2 separate regions of the Mus musculus genome follow, and region 1 is linked to region 2. Evidence: chromatin loops called from intact Hi-C (ENCODE). Cell type or tissue: heart. All regions are shown on one strand.

Evidence for each region. A loop is a pair of places that touch in the nucleus more often than their neighbours do. Peaks named below come from ENCODE experiments on the same cell type or tissue, not always from the same donor. Only the 100,000 strongest peaks of a DNase experiment are listed, where the experiment ranks them.
Region 1: it touches region 2 in a loop (7-fold over the local background); 35 of 42 quality-filtered maps call a loop at or near these places.

What each region holds. Positions count from the first base shown.
Region 1 is chr7:25,481,651-25,489,650 of GRCm38, forward strand. The region is part of intron 4 of 4732471J01Rik (RIKEN cDNA 4732471J01 gene); the gene reads left to right. Gm38967 (a long non-coding RNA gene) reads right to left here and starts at 5,191. Exons shown (of 2, transcript XR_881898.3): 1 at 4,350-5,191; 2 at 1,536-2,041. In heart, a CTCF peak has its summit at 4,734 (motif pointing right); no DNase peak of the experiment used is centred here.
Region 2 is chr7:25,595,012-25,603,011 of GRCm38, forward strand. Gm51473 (a long non-coding RNA gene) reads right to left here and starts at 7,252. Exons shown (of 2, transcript XR_003946731.1): 1 at 6,550-7,252; 2 at 5,651-5,842. It also overlaps the pseudogene Gm4607. In heart, a CTCF peak has its summit at 4,822 (motif pointing left); a DNase peak (open chromatin) is centred at 4,830.

The DNA of each region.
Region 1 (8,000 bases), 110 kb before region 2:
TTTTTTAAGAGACTTCCACACAGCTTTGTATAATGGCTATTAATTTGCACACCCACCAGCAATGAGTGTGTGTTTCTCTTCCCCCCCACACTCTCTCTGTAGGCATAATGTTATTGCATATTGTTTAAATATTAACCTTGTATAATGCTGATTTCTGTGCCCCTTTGCCAGGTAACTATCTATACTGTGTCTCCTGCTTCAGGGCTGTGTAAGCATTGGTCCCCATTTATTCTCTGATTTGTCAATAAAAGCTGATCAGCTAATGACTGAGCAGGGTTTATAGAATAGGACTGGACTTCCTCCCATCCAGGGGAGGGAGGGAAAGAGGGAGGAAGGAAGGGAGAGAAACAGAGAGGAGGAAGAGAGATTAGCCAAGGGGAGAGAGTCCATGAGACATGATGGAGAAACAGCTGGAGCAGAGAAAGCCATAAAATGCAAGGATCTTGGGGATTTGGGCTGGGAGGCCACCAGATTAGCTTAGAGGATTAAAATAGGTTCATACTGCTCAGTTGTGCCCTTAAACCTTTAAATAAATATAATACTCCAGTCTATTATTCGGGAGCTGCTACCCGGGTAAAGAGAAAACCAAACACTTATTAAAAAGCCACCAACACCTCTCCCAACATTTGTTATCAGTTACTTTGATTATAGCTATTCTAACTGGGGTGGGCTGGTATCTCACAGCTGTTTAATTTGTATTTCCATGATAACTAGGTATTGGGCTTTTTCTGAGTTGTACCAGTTATTTGTTGTGAGTATAGTTTATAAATGTTTTCCTGCTCTGCATATTCTCATTTCCGTTTGTAGATTTAATTCACAAACTTGCTGTCTGAGGGTTACTGTCGCTGTGATGAAACATCATGATCAGAGGGAACTTTGGGTCCGAAGGGTTTATTTGGTTTACACCTCCCTATTACTTACTGCTCATCATCAAAGGAAGGCAGGACAGGATCTTAAATAGGGAAGGAGCCTGGAGGCAGGAGCTGATGCAGAGGCCATGGAGGGGGGCTGCTTACTGGCTTGCTTACCCTGCTTTCCTATAGAACCCAGGACCACCAGCCCAGGGACAGCAGCAACCACAATGGTCTGGGCCCTCCCTCATGGATCAATAATTTAAAAAGTTCCCTACAGGGTTGCCTACAGCTGTATCTTAAGAATGCATTTTCTCAATTGGAGCTCCCTTCTCTGACATGACTATAGCCTGTGTCAAGTTGACATAAAGTTATCCAGAAGACTTAAGTAAACTTGACTAAAGCATGAGGGCCAGTATTCATTCACAAAACCAACTATTGTTTTTTAATGCAAATTCTTCTAAAACTTAAAAGCAATTTAATTTTTCACATTTGAAAGTGTTTAATAGTTTCCAGAACATTAAGCCTTTGGGAGGTAGACCAGCTTGCTTGCTCTTGTCCTCCCCTCCCCTCCCCCCCCCACCCCCCCAGGTTTCGAATGAGGGTCGGTGGAGGCACTTTTGTGTTCTAAGTTTTTTTTTTTTTTTTCTGTTTTCTTCAAATAGTGAAGAGGATTGGAGCCACTTACTTTTTTGAAAGTACTTTAATTATTTGACAACTCCACACCCACGTGAAAATATACTTTGGTCATACACAACCCCATTCCTTAGTCACTGCTTCCCACCCTGCTGCATGTGTGAAGTGGACACTTAAGGGCTCCTTAGAGAGTCCATTGTGTTGGATGGTATTGCGCTGGGGCGCACACAGGAAGGAGTTTTCCTCAAGTGGACACTAGTGAGCAGGACTCCCTGCTTAAGGACATTACCCTATTGCACCATGAGGTTGAACAGCATGGTCTCTTCTGCCTGCTCTGTCCTCTCTCTGTGGAGAAGCGCTTCAGCTCCCGCACTGCTTCCGTGCCTTGCTGCTCTGGTGCCAGGCCTCTTGTCCTTCCTTGAAGCTGAACTTTCAGACAGGCAGCAGCAGCACCCAGAGACACACGGGCTGAGTCCCTAACCTCTTCTGCTCTCAGTGTGGCCTTCCAGTCCTTTCTGCCCTTCTGTCTTCATGGCCCAGTCCTCTAGAACACACTTTGAGTAGGAATGTTAATCAGGATCACTTGATTTTCGAGACCAGGTTACCCCAGGGCTAACCTCTGCCATGTCCTGGCCCTGGCCCTGCCAGCATCAGAGGGAGCCCCTGTCCTTCCTAAACCCTGTGGTTTATTCCCTCTTGTGATACAGAAACCCTGCTGAGCCCAGTCTGCCCATTGAGCAATCTCAATGCTCTGGGAAGTGGGATTTACTCCCAGCAGGAAAGTGACAGAGATTGTCTGTGAGGTCTGGAAAGGGGCCAGTGGAGTGATGACTGGGGAGGGGATGGAACCATTGTCACTGGTGTCACCAGTTAGGTTCTGATCCAGGAATGGAAGCCCAGGAACAGTTATCTTAGAAGATTTGTGTCCTAGATGTGCAGGAGGATGGGACTTGTGTGACCTAAGAGAGAATGTGGACCTCATCATCCTATGAATAGTCTCAGGGAGAGATGCTACCTGCCTGTGTGGGCTGAGCTGTGTCTGGGGTCTGTTCATGTCCTCTTGACCTTTCTGGGACAGCTTTGTCATCTGTCTAGGTGACTCCCCTATAATCACCTGGTCTCTTCTGGTGAGTGATGGCCAGGAGGCAAAGTAATATCCTCAGAGACATGAGAAGAAGACAATTTTAGAGCAGGCTTGTGGGAGATGTCTGTAGATATTGGGACTGTTGGAAACTAGGTGACTTAGTTTGCTTTCTATTGCTGTGATAAACACCACGAGCAAAGCAACTAGGGTAAGAAGGAATTCTTTTGTCTTACAATATACAATATATATATATATATATATATATATATATAAAGTCCATTTTGAAAGGAAGTCATAGCAGAAACTGAAGCAGAGTCCCTGGAAGACTGTTGCTTCCTGGCTTGCTCCCAAGGCTTGTTCAAACTGCTTTTTAATACAACTTGAGGCCACATACTCAGGGGTGGCATTACTCCTAGAGGGCTGGGTCCTTCCACATCAATTACAAATCAAGAAAACACCTCACAGAGTTGTCTATAGGCTGAGAGAGTCCATGGCCAGCAGACTAATGACCAGTGTAAGGCAAGATGGAAATCCTGTTCAACTTTAGGTCCTATGTCCTGCTGCGCTGTTTTGAATGTCCCTTTTCTTGCCAGTCCCATATTGCTTTGTTATGTTTGCTCTTAGTATATTTGACCTAAATATGGTGACTCCTATGCACTCCCCCTTCTGCTCGTGGTTGCTTTAGCCATTTGGGACCTTGTGCTTCTGAGTGAATGTAGTGTTTTCTATTTCTCTTCACAGATATGCTTTTGTGTTTTTGGAATTTGATGGGGATTGCACTGGATCACTTTTGGTAATATCATCACTGGACTGGTTTGACCCACTGGCTGCCAAGGTAATGAATGGAGACTTTTTGTGATTATGAAAGCTTGGCCTTAGCTTAGGCTTGTTCCCAACCAGCTTGTATAGCTTCAATTTACTTATTTATCCTAATCCACATGGCTCATTACCTCTCTCTTAGCCAATCAGTCCCAGCGTCTGTTTCTCCCTCTGCATCTTGCTGGCCAATCCCCTGTGCCTGATTCTTTCCCACAGTTTTTAATCTCTGACAGATGTCTCTCCTCTCCTTGCCTCGCCTCGCCCCGCCCCATCCTGCCCTCCCCCTCCGCTCCCCTCCCCTCTCCTGTCCTCTCCTCTTTGCTATAGGATATTCAGCTCTTTAGTAAACCAATCAGAAGGATGGAGAAGAATGTTTACAAAACACTTAGACAGGTAAAGTTTCATAAAAATAACAATAACAAGGTTGGCCTGTACTCAAATCTTTGCCACAGAAATCAACATTGGAATAATACAAAGGTAACCTTTACACAAGACATTATCCCAACATCTTCCCCTTTTAGACAAATAAAGGGTCTTTCTCTCAAATCAATAGATGATATATAATAAGAACAATTATCAGGTAAGAATTACATTCACAAATGTCCAGTCCTTTTTACCTGGCAACTTTGGAGAAAGTGCTCCACTATTGATCCTATTTTGGTGAGTCCAAAGCTCTGCACCTAAGTCACTTTCTATCACTATTAAAGCTTTCAGATTCTCTGACCTTTACAGCTTGCATCTGCCATCTTTAAACATCTTTGACATTTCAACAGTTATAACTTGTTTTTATCAACCTTTAAAACATCCTCTTAGATCCTGCACAACTTAAACTTTATATGTTTATAAACGTGAACCTCTTTTGTGAGTTTTAACTTTCTGAATGTGATAACAAGGAAACTTTTAGACTATAACTATATAGTCTTCATTCCCACCAAAGACGTGAGAAAGATACATTTTACCTGAGTAAACAGGAAGTTCAGAGCAAGCAGCTTCCAAAACTGTAGATATGACAGAGACAGCTGGTGTTGAACAGTCACCTGAGATGCCTCTGCAACATTGAGACATCTATGAAGTGGAAATTTCTGGTTCTTAGGAAACTCAGTTATGTTATCTGCTGTTTTGCAGGTGCATACAGGTGAAAGGATGTTTTGCTGAAGCAGACACAGGAGAGGGCCTGTGATGTTTAGAAATAATGTAAATATGACCCCACAGAGAGTGGGAGGAGGCTCTGGTGTTGGTTTGCCTTGCATCACGTTGCTAATGTTCACTTGCTGTAACTTGGTAGAGAGTAACTTGCTGAAGAACTTCTTGTGATATTCCTTTGGCTACTTGCTGACTCTGCAGACTCAGGCCAATAGGTGGAGCCATGTGGTTTCTTCTGAATTGAACTGCCATTGCTGAGTTGTGAGTGGTTATTGCCAGGTGGACTGGACTGCTGCTGCTGATACATGCTGGTGTTGTTCTAGTGGACTGCTGCTGCTGCTGATACATGCTGGTGTTGTTCTAGTGGACTGCTGCTGCTGCTGATACATGCTGGTGTTGTTCTAGTGGACTGCTGCTGCTGCTGATACATGCTGGTGTTGTTCTAGTGGACTGCTGCTGCTGCTGATACATGCTGGTGTTGTTCTAGTGGACTGCTGCTGCTGCTGATACATGCTGGTGTTGTTCTAGTGGACTGGATTGCTGACGATGAAGATTGGAATAACCCCAAAGAACTATTTATAAACAGGTCTACAACCTGTTTCCTATTAACTGTTATTTGATTTTTATTTTTAAATGTATGTGGGTACACTGCCACTGTCTTCAGACACAACAGAAGAGGGCATCAAATCCTGTTACCCATGGTTGTGAGCCACCATGAGATTGCTGGAAATTGAACTCAGGACCTCTGGAAGGGCAGTCAGTGTTCTTAACTGCTGAGCCATCTCTCCAGCCCCACAGTACCACAATTTTTGCTGGGTCTATTTTTTTGCTAACTGATGAACTCTCATTTTTCCTTTCAGAATCAATTCAGAAACCTTTCTACATAGGTCTTTAATTTCTTACTCTGTGTGTGTGCTAAGAATATGCACTCTACAATATCTTTTCTGTGCATAACAATTCCTGAAGGAGAATGAATAGAAGGCAAAAGACTAGACAACTTTTAAACTTGCCAGTTCATTTGGTGCCCAACATGGAATATATTATCCATACCTTTAAAATCCATGTTCAGAATATTAGACAAGAGAATAGAAAGCAGAAAAAGGGTAGAAAGCAGAGAAGGCAGAGATCCTGCAGAGCTACAAGGTCGAGAGCCGCTTGCTGTGTCCTGGGGTTGGGAGAGCACTGGGTGGGATTGCACATGGGAGACAGAGCTGCAACCGGCTATGACCCACCTTCTACATGCTAGGGACTGTGGGTAACAGTCCAGCTCGATATAGATTTAGGCTAACAGCTGGCATGGAACTAGGCATTTTGCTCCCATTGGAGAGATACTGAGTGATCTGCATGCTGCAAAGGGAGGAATCAAGCACAGGACTGCAGAAGAGACTCCTGCTATGCACACAACAGCAGTTACCTAGCATCTACAGCTTCTCAAAGGCCAATTGCTCAGGGCTTATAGAACAGAGCTCTCAAAGTACAGCAAGGTGCCTGCCAGAGAAGAACAATAATACCCCAAGAGAAGCTGCAACAACAACAACCAACAAATCCTGGCTTTTTTACTGGAGCCTCGGGGTGGCAGTGGAGAAGGAAGCAGTTCTTATCTAGGTGTAGGTGGGAGGCTGATGGAGCTGTTCTCTTGGGCTAAAAGCTTATCTGAGGTGGGGCAATACCAACTTGTTAGACCCAGCTGAGGGGACTCATCTTGGCCTGACTCATGCTGGCTAGAGGAGAGAACTCCAAGGTCTGACAACTTCCTAGATTGGAGGAGAGATCTGGATGTGATGAGGGAGCTGTTGGCATTTTGTCTAGGCTCCATGCCACAGTTACATGGCAACAGCCAGGTATGCCTGACTCACTATAAAGGGGGCTGCTTGCCCCTCCTCTCTCTCTTGCTCTTCTCCTCATACTCCTGCTCCCTTACCCTCTTCCTCTCTTTCCCCATTGTCCTCCCCCCTTTCTCTCCACGTGCATGCTCACAACACGCCTCTCCTCTCTCTCTCTCTCTCCCCCCTCTCTCTCTGCCTTTCTCTGTCTCTACTCCCACAACTCGTCTCATGTCCTGAATAAACTCTTTTCTATACTATACTGTCATGTGGCTGGTACCTCAGGGGATGTGGACACAGAGGCCCCCCTCTTCCTTCTTCTTAACTCTTGAGACTCATAATGGTTTTCTGTACCTTCTTAAAACAAAGAGCCTTAGGAAAAAGTTATAGAAAATTTTATAATTAAAAGTGAAGGTGAAAGAGAGAAATTTGGAAGAATGAGACAGGCCTTGGAAGAAAAATTGGTCAGACTGAAGCGCAGAGAGAGAGAGAGACAGAGAGAGACAGAGACAGAGACAGAGACAGAGAAACATGAAGGCAAGGTTTAGAGGAAATGATACTAAAATTAATAAATCAAAATAAAGAAGCTACTAAAATATCAGAGATACAAAATATGGAAAAATATGGAAGCAAGGCTTAGAAAGGAAGGTACAAAAATTTATAGGTAAAAATGAACAACACACAGAGAGAAATGAAACATGAAGACAAGCCTTAAAGAAGTTACAAAATTACTATAAGTCAGGTTGAACAAAATGGTAGGATGGCAGAGATACAAGCACAAGAGAGGTATGAAATATGGACACAGACCTTAAAAAGGAGCTTAGAATATTAATAAGTAAAAATAAGAAAAAGCTGGGCAGTGGTGGTACATGCCTTTAATCCCAGTACTTGGGAGGCAGAGACAGGTGGATTTCTGAGTTCGAGGCCAGCCTGGTCTACAGAGTGAGTTCCAGGACAGCCAAGGCTACACAGAGAAAAGCCTCTCTTGAAAAACAAACAAACAAACAAAAAACAAAACAAAACAAACAAACAAACAAACAAAAAAATACTCAGATAGAGATAGAAGATAAAAAGAAAGCCAACCAAAGGTTATTAGAAAACAAAGTTTGGCTTATCTAGTTAGTATGCAACAGAGGCCACACATTTATAAAGAATATGCTGGATTTTTAAAAAATTATAGAAAATGTTACTAACTTTTGGATACACTCACCATTCATAAAACATAGCTTGTCTTCTTTGATGATCAAAATAGAATAATCCCCCTAGACTGGAACTTTGTAAGAAGATCGGTATTAGAACCTGAGCCACAGTTACAGTGGCTTTCATGGTGGAGAAAAGCAGCTAAGGAGATAGCACAGAAATATAGAGCCGGAGGTACTACTATTTCTAAATACCAGCAGACGGTCAATATGCTGAGGAAGGGATGCAGATCGTATATGATGAAGAAACCTTGGAATTGTGTTGCATGGCAGCGGCAGGCTTAAATGCCTGGAACAAGGTTGAAGAAACAGCAAAAAGACTTGAACCTTGGTTAAACAAGGTCCAAAGGAAACATTCACTTGAATTTTTAAAGATTAACTTCAGCTGTAGGTGGAAAGAAATCAGATCCAGTACCTAGGAGAGCATTAATTGAACCTTTGGCTT
Region 2 (8,000 bases):
GAAGATGAGTAAATCAGGACATAAGGGGATGAAAAAGAACAAAGAAAGGCATGTTATTGTACCTCCTTTTAGACGAGTAAAGCAAAAGCCCTCAAACACTTTAGATTGATGGGGATTTTTGTATGATGATAAAAACTTAATGCTATATTCGCTATACCATACATTGTATATGATTCAACTCTTGTGTAAGTTATATGTGAGTATGCAACTCATTTGAAAATGTAAAGTTCTAGTTTTATGAAAACTACTATTGTAAAACTGTTAATGATAATTAAGAAATGGAAGTTAATAACCATCTATAAATAATCAAGCTTATAGTCATGTTGGGGACTAATTTACTTAGTTACAGAAATAAGCCTTATTTAACTTCCTGTATGTTTTCTTTTTTTCTTTTTCTTTTTCCCCCGAGACAGGGTTTCTCTTTGTAGCCCTGGCTGTCCTGGAACTCACTCTGTAGACCAGACTGGCCTCGAACTCAGAAATCTGTCTGCCTCTGCCTCCCGAGTGCTGGGATTAAAGGCATGCGCCACCACCACCTGGCCCTGTATATGTTTTCAATGTTAAGCAGAAAGTCAATAGCTAGAAACAAGCAATATTTGTCAGTCACAAAGCAAGATACAAGAAAACTGAAATAACCCCATGTATCCTATCAGACTACCATGGATTAAAGCTGGACTTCAACAACAAGAGATACAACAGAAACCCTACACACTCATGGAAATTGAACAACTCTCCAATCAATGACCAGTGGGTCAGAAAAGAAAAAAGAAGTTAAATACCTTCCAAAATACAATGAAAATGAAGGCACAACATAACCCAAACTTATGGGACAGCATTAAAGCAGTGCTAAGAGGAAAGTTCATAGCACTAAGAGTGCCCTCATAAAGAAATTAGGCAGTCCTTGTACTAACAATTTAAAAGTGCACCTGATGCTGGGTGTGGTGGCGCACACCTTTAATCCCAGCACTTGGGAGGCAGAGGCAGGCAGATTTCTGAGTTCGAGGCCAGCCTGGTCTACAGAGTGAGTTCCAGGACAGCCAGGGCTACACAGAGAAACCCTGTCTCAAGAAAGAAAGAAAGAAAGAAAGAAAGAAAGAAAGAAAGAAAGAAAGAAAGAAAGAAAGAAAGAAAGAAAGAAAGAAAGAAAAAAGAAAGAAAGAAAGAAATGCACCTGAAAGGTCTAGAGAAAAAAGAAGCAAATGCGCTCAAGAAGAATAGATGGCAGGAAATAATCAAACTCAGGTCTGAAATCAGTCAATTAGAAACAAAGAGAAAAATACAAAGAATCAACAAAAGGAAGAGCTGGTTCTTTGAGAAAATCAACAAGATAGACAAACCCTTGGCCAAACTAATTAAAAGGCAGAGATACAGTATTCAAATCAACAAAATAAGATATGAAAAGGGAGATATAATGGACACTGAGGATTTTCAAAGAATCATTAAATCTTACTTCAAAAGCCTGTGGTCCACAAACTTTGAAAATTTAAATGAAATGGATGATTTTTCTAGACAGATACCATTTACAAAAGTTAAATCAAGATCAAGTAAACTATCTAAATAGTCCTATAACCCCTAAGGAAATAGAAGCAGTCATTAAAAGACTCCCAACTGAAAAAAAGCCACTGGCTAGATGGTTTTAGCACAGAACTCGACCATGATTTCAAAGGAGAGCTGATCCCAATACTCCTAAAACTATTCCACAAAACAGAAGCAGAAGGAACATTACCAAACTCATTCTATGAGGCCACAGCCACCTAAACCCCACAAAAACCTAACTAAGAAAGAGCGTTTCAAACCAGTTTCCCTTATGAAATGCAAAAATACTCAATAAAATACTCGTAAACCGAATGCAAGAACACACCAAAGACATCGTTCACTATGATAAAGCCAGATTCACCTCAGGGATGCAGGAGTGGTTTGATATCTGTAAATATATCAACTTAATCTACCATATAAGCAAACTGAAAGAAAGGAGAAAAAAAAAAAAAACATGATCATCTCATTGGACGCTGAAAAGCCTTTGACAAAATCCAGTATCCCTTCATGGTAAAAGTCTGGGAGAGATCAGGGATGTGGGGTGCATACATAAACACAATAAAAGCAATATACAGCAAGCCAATAATAACCAACCTCAAATTAAATGGAGAGAAACTCAAAGCAATTCCACTAAAACCAGGGACAATACAAGGCTGCCCACTCTCTCCCTGTGTTTTCAATATAGCTGAAGTTCTAGCTTCTCTTCCTATCTCTTCAGGGTAGTCCCAGCCACATCACTAAGACAACTAAAGGAGATCAAGGGGATACAGGTTAGAAAGGAAGAAGTCACAATATCACTATTTGCAGATGATATGATAGTATACATAAGCAACCCCCCCCCCAAAAAAAACCTACCAGAGAACACTCCTACAGCTGGTAATACTTCAGCAAAGTGGCTAAATATAAAATTAACTCAAAGAAATCAATAACCCTTTTTTATCCAAATGATAAATGGGCTGAGAAGATAGGGAGACAACACTTCACAACAGCCACAAATAATATAAAATATCTTGGGAGTAATCTAACCAAGTGGGTGAAAGACCTGTATGACAATAACTTCAAGTCTCTAAAGAAAGAAGTTGAGGAAGATCTCAGAGGATGGAAAGCCCTCCCATGCTCATGGATAGGTAGGATTAACAGTGCAAATGGCCATCTTGCCAAAAGCAATCTATAGATTCAATGCAATTCCCACCAAAACTCCAACACAAGCCTTTACAAACCTTGAAAGACAAATTCTCAACTTCATATGGAAAAGCAAAAAACCCAGGATAGCTAAAACAATCATGAACAATAAAACAACTGGAGGAATCACCATCCCTGACCTAAAGCTGTACTACAGAGTAATAGTAATAAAACCTGTATGCTATTGGTATAGAGACAGGTTGATAAATGGAACCAAACTGATAACCTTAAAATGAATCCACACACCTACTGACACTTGTTTTGACAAAGAAGTCAAAATCATACAATGGAAAGAAAGCATCTTCAACAAATGGTGCTTGTCTAACTGGATATCTGCACGTAGAAGAATGCAGATAGATCAACATTGATCACCTGTTGTGGATTTGGTTTTACGCTTGCACTGTGGGTTCCCAAAATGGCACCCACAGGTGAGACACTGAGGGTCTCTGCCCCCGGCTGGTTCTGATTGGTAAATAAAGTTGCCAGCAGCCAATGGGTGGGCAAGGAGATAGAGGCGAGACTTTAGGATTCGCAGGCAAGGGGACAAGGAAGAAGGAGAACTGCTCTGCCGGGGAAGATTAAGATCCAAGCTTGAGAGCTGCCAAAGGGAAAACATACACTCATTCATGTAAGGGCCAGGAAGAACAGGTCTAGAATAGCAAAGATGGATATAGATTTTAGTAAGTAATAACTCAGGTGTATCAGAGGGGAGGCATTAGCAACATGGAAGTTTGGAAGTGGTCCAGCCATTGAACTATTTAAGGCATATTAAATATAAGGCTGTGTGTGTGTGTGTGTGTGTGTGTGTGTGTGTGTGTGTGTGTGTGTGTGTGTGTGTTTCATTCAAGAATCCAGAGTATTGGGGCAAATAGCAAGGAACTCGCACTGCTGCCGCTGGGGAGAGTAGAGCAGATTAATCTACTACAGCAACAATCACCCTGCACAAAACTCAAGTATAAGTGGACCACAGACTTCAACCTGAAACCGGAAACACCAAATCTGATAGAAAAGAAAGTGGGGAATGCCTTGAACGCACTGGTACAGAAGACAACGTCCTGAACAGAACACCAAAGGCTCAGGCATTAAGATCAACAATTAGTAAATCAGACCTCATGAAATTGTAAAACTTCTGTAAGGCAAAGGACAGTTCCACCACGAGGACATTACAGTTCCATATATTGACGCACCAAACTTGGGAGCACTGACTTTCACAAAAGAAATGCTCTCTGATCTAAAGCCACAGATTGACCCAACACAATGACACCCCACTCTCACCAACAGACAAGGGTAGACATTATGCCCCATGCTCCAGAAATAAGGCTCAGACTCAAAATATATTTACAGACACCTTGGCCATACAGCTAGGCTCTTCCTTTCTTTCTTTCTTTCTTTCTTTCTTTCTTTCTTTCTTTCTTTCTTTCTTTCTCTCTCTCTCTCTCTCTCTCTCTCTCTCTCTCTCTCTCTCTCTCTCTCTCTCTCTCCCTCCCTCCCTCCCTCCCTCCCTCCCTTTCTTTCTTTCTTTCTTTCTTCCTTCCTTCCTTCCTTCCTTTCTTTCTTTCTTTCTTTCTTTCCTTCTTTTTTTTAACTAGATCATAACTTACTATAACCCATTTACTCTAATCTACATTCTACCATGAGGCTGCTTACCCATGCTCAGGTACCATGTGTCTGTCCCCTCTCATCTTTCTGGGAGAATCTCCATTACCTGGCTTTATCCAGAGTTCTTTCTGCCTCCTGGATTTCCCACCTTCTCCTCCACCTGGGTGTGTAGGTGTGTCCTAAAAAGGCTATTGTGGGTTTCAGAGAGACTTCCCAGCATCCTGTGCTGGCTGAGTGTGGCTCAAGTCTGATGGTTCGGGGTGTATCTCTAGTCACTTTCTCACTCTTTCCCCTGTGGCCACCTTATCATCTTCATGAGTTATGACCCTAACAGAAGGAATTCCTCGAAGACATGAGAAGGAGCCAGTAAGTCAAAGCGAGCTCCTGGGAGGGAGATCCAGATCTGCTGAGACAAGGATGGAAACCAGTCTGCAAAAGTAACGTAAAGCTCTGGGGAAAAGAAGTCTGAGTATTAATTGTATGTTCCAATGTCGCCCCCTCGTGTTTATTCGGAGAACTACAGCTCATGTTTGGGCGGTAGCAGGGATATTGTGACTGGGCTCCAACTGCTGTGGGCTAGCCTGACCTGAGCACAGTGGGCTCTGACCTCCAGGCTGCAGGACCATCATTCTCTGCTCCCAGATGTCCCGACTCCATCCAGTACAGGGTAAGTTCAGGTACGCTTGGAGATTTGTCCTGGGAACTCGAAGTTGAATTGGGAGGGCTATGCATCCAGAGGATGTTAACAGTGGGAGGACAGTACTGAGAAAGGTGTCTTAAAATGTAAAGTAGAACACATCAGCATGGGGTGTGGCCTGCACTGACTCTATCCATCTCTTGGCTCTAAATCCTTGGATCTCTTTCACGTGTGCGCGCGCACATACAGAGAGAGAGAGAGAGAAAACAAAAGATGTTTTGAAAGAAAAGAAGGAACCCACAAAATTAGTTGGGTGTGGTGACACATACCTATAATCCCAATACCTGGGAAGTGGGGGCCAGAGAATCACCACAAATACGGGTCCGACAGAGTCTATATGTTGAGTTCTAAGGAGACATAATGAGACCTTGTCTCAAAAGCCAAAGGTGGAGGCAAGAAGTCTGGGGATGTGCCTCAGCTGGTAGAGGGCTAGCCTAGTGTATGAAACCCTGAGCTCAGCCTCCAACATGCCATCAGGCTGGGTGTTAAAGTGGAACCTCGTGGTTTCTTTGGAAAGTCCATTATGTCAAAGAATGTTTCACTGAAGCAGACACAGGTGAAAGGCTGTTTTGCTACGGCAGAGTCAAGAAGGAACATTTCGCTGAGCAAGCACATGAAAAGACTCATGATGAAGGATTCTTTGCTAACAACACGCATGTATTGGTCTGCCTTACATGTGTTGTTGCGCTCCTGGTAATGTTAGGCAGCTTCTTGCCACTTCTGTAGACTCGGGCCGATTGGCAGAGTGATGTCGGCTGATTCAGACTCACTTGGAGTTTGGCTACGTCAGACTCACGTGCTGAGGCAAGACACGTGGTGAGGCAAGACCTGTAAAGGACACGTGATGTTTGGAAGGTGTACAAATAGGACTCAGTGGACAGTGAGAGGGGCTCACTCCCATAGCTGACTTTGCAATGCTTTTTGATCTCTGCTTTGCTGAGAGAGGCACTGCCGAGAACTTCTCCTGAAATCCCTGATGGTCCTGGTTCCTCCTGCTACCTCCTGCCGAGGCCTGGCAATTTCTGCCAGGTCATGCCACCACTGCTAATTTGAATTTGCCATCCCGAATCTACGGCACTAGAATGCTGCTATGTTCGTGAAGTGTTTGCTAGTGGATAGAGCCGCCGCTGCTGACCTGTGAACGGAATTGCAGAAGGGAATTCCTAAGAATCATTTCTACACAAGGGCACTTCCCCTGTATCATAAAAAGGTTAAACCATTTAAGAACCGTCATTAACAGTAGGCATTGGAAAATTAAAGCTGCCTTTCGTCTGGCGGCAGCCATCTGGTGAGGCAAGATGGGTGCATACAAATACATCCAAAAGCTATGGAGGCAGAAGCCGTGATGCCCTGATGCAGGTCGAGGGTCCGCTGCTGGCAACACCGCCAGCCCTCTGCACTGCACAGGGCTCCCCACCCCACCGGGCCCGAGAAAGCTCGAAGACTGGGGTACAAGGCTAAGCAAGGCTGTCATTTACAGGATTCGTGTCCGCCATGGTGGTCGCAAACGTCGGGTTCCTAAGGATGCAACTTACGGCAAGCCTGTCCACCATGGTGTTAACCGGCTGAAACTTGCCGGAAGCCTTCAGTCTGTTGCTGAGGAGAGAGCTGGGCGCCATTGTGAGGCTTTGGGAGTCCTGAATTCCTACTGGGTTGGTGAAGATTCCACATATACATTTTTTGAGGTTATCCTCATTGATCCATTCCATAAAGCTATCAGAAGAAATCCAGACACCCAGTGGATCACCAAACCAGTCCACAAGCAGAGAGATCTGCCGGCCGAAAGAGCCAGGGCCACAAGTTCCACCACGCCGTGGTGGTTCCCGCCGTGCGGCCTGGAGAAGGCGCAATACTCTTCCAGCTCCACCGTTACCGCTAATACATGTGATATTTGTAAAATTCATATCCAATAAACAATTTGGGACAGCCGTTTCTGCTTATAGGTGTTATTTGTTAAAAGTAGTCTACAGATTGTCATGAGTGTTCTGTGAAAATGTAGAAGTTAAAGTGCAATAATTGAAAATTACAGGTGATGGCACATCTTGTTTCTGGTGTACTTTCTTTGTATTATCTGCTTAAGGGACTAAATATATAGTGTTTGTGCTATGTGGTGTCCTGTGTGTAAGACCCTGTAAAGGGTAAAAGGGAGTCCTGAAACGAGTCCTGCATGTGTTGGTGCACGAGACAGAATCTACAGCTTTATGATGGCATCTTCTGGTTCGATGACGTGATGGCTTGCTTGGGAATTTGATGAGTACAAACTTTAGAGCTGGATTTTGCTTAGAAATACGTAGGAAGAGCACGTTTCAACCCTGTTTTGTGCGTAGACAAGTGAGATCAACTATAACCCACATTGTGAAAATTGAATCCAGGGTTATATTTTCAGAAGACCAGATAAACTTGTTGGAAGAGGTTTCACTTTCTGTTGGATCTACAGTATGGATTTGGGGATGGTGAAGGTTGAACACTGGATGTAGTGGGGCCTATTTAGGGCAGATTATTTCCACTAGAAGTTGTAAGCTAGTAACTGTGGTTACAAGTTAATATCAACCTAGCAAATATAATAAGTTGTGATCAAGATTGCAAACATTAAGCTTTTCCAGCAGCTGGTGTGTGCAGAGGCAGGCGGATCTCGAGTTCCAGGACTGCCTACAGTATAGAGAAATTGTCTCTATCCCAGTCCACAATAAAGAAAAACCAAAAGTGGAATTTTCTCAATTCCAGTCAATTCATCACGGGTAAGAATAGTTCATTTTGGTAGTGTGATTTCATTGTTTACAATCTACCCATAGGTAGGTGGCCGGTAACTGCCTGGATGTTCTTCACATTTGACAAAGGCTGCACCACATTTTATTTCTATCTGCCAAGCCTTGGAGTAGTTTCTCACAGTGATTCTGAGTGTGGAAGAAATAGTATTGTCCCTGAACAGCTGGCTTGGTATCAAAATCTAATTGAGGCTTTTATTAAATTGATTTCCCTTTGGAGA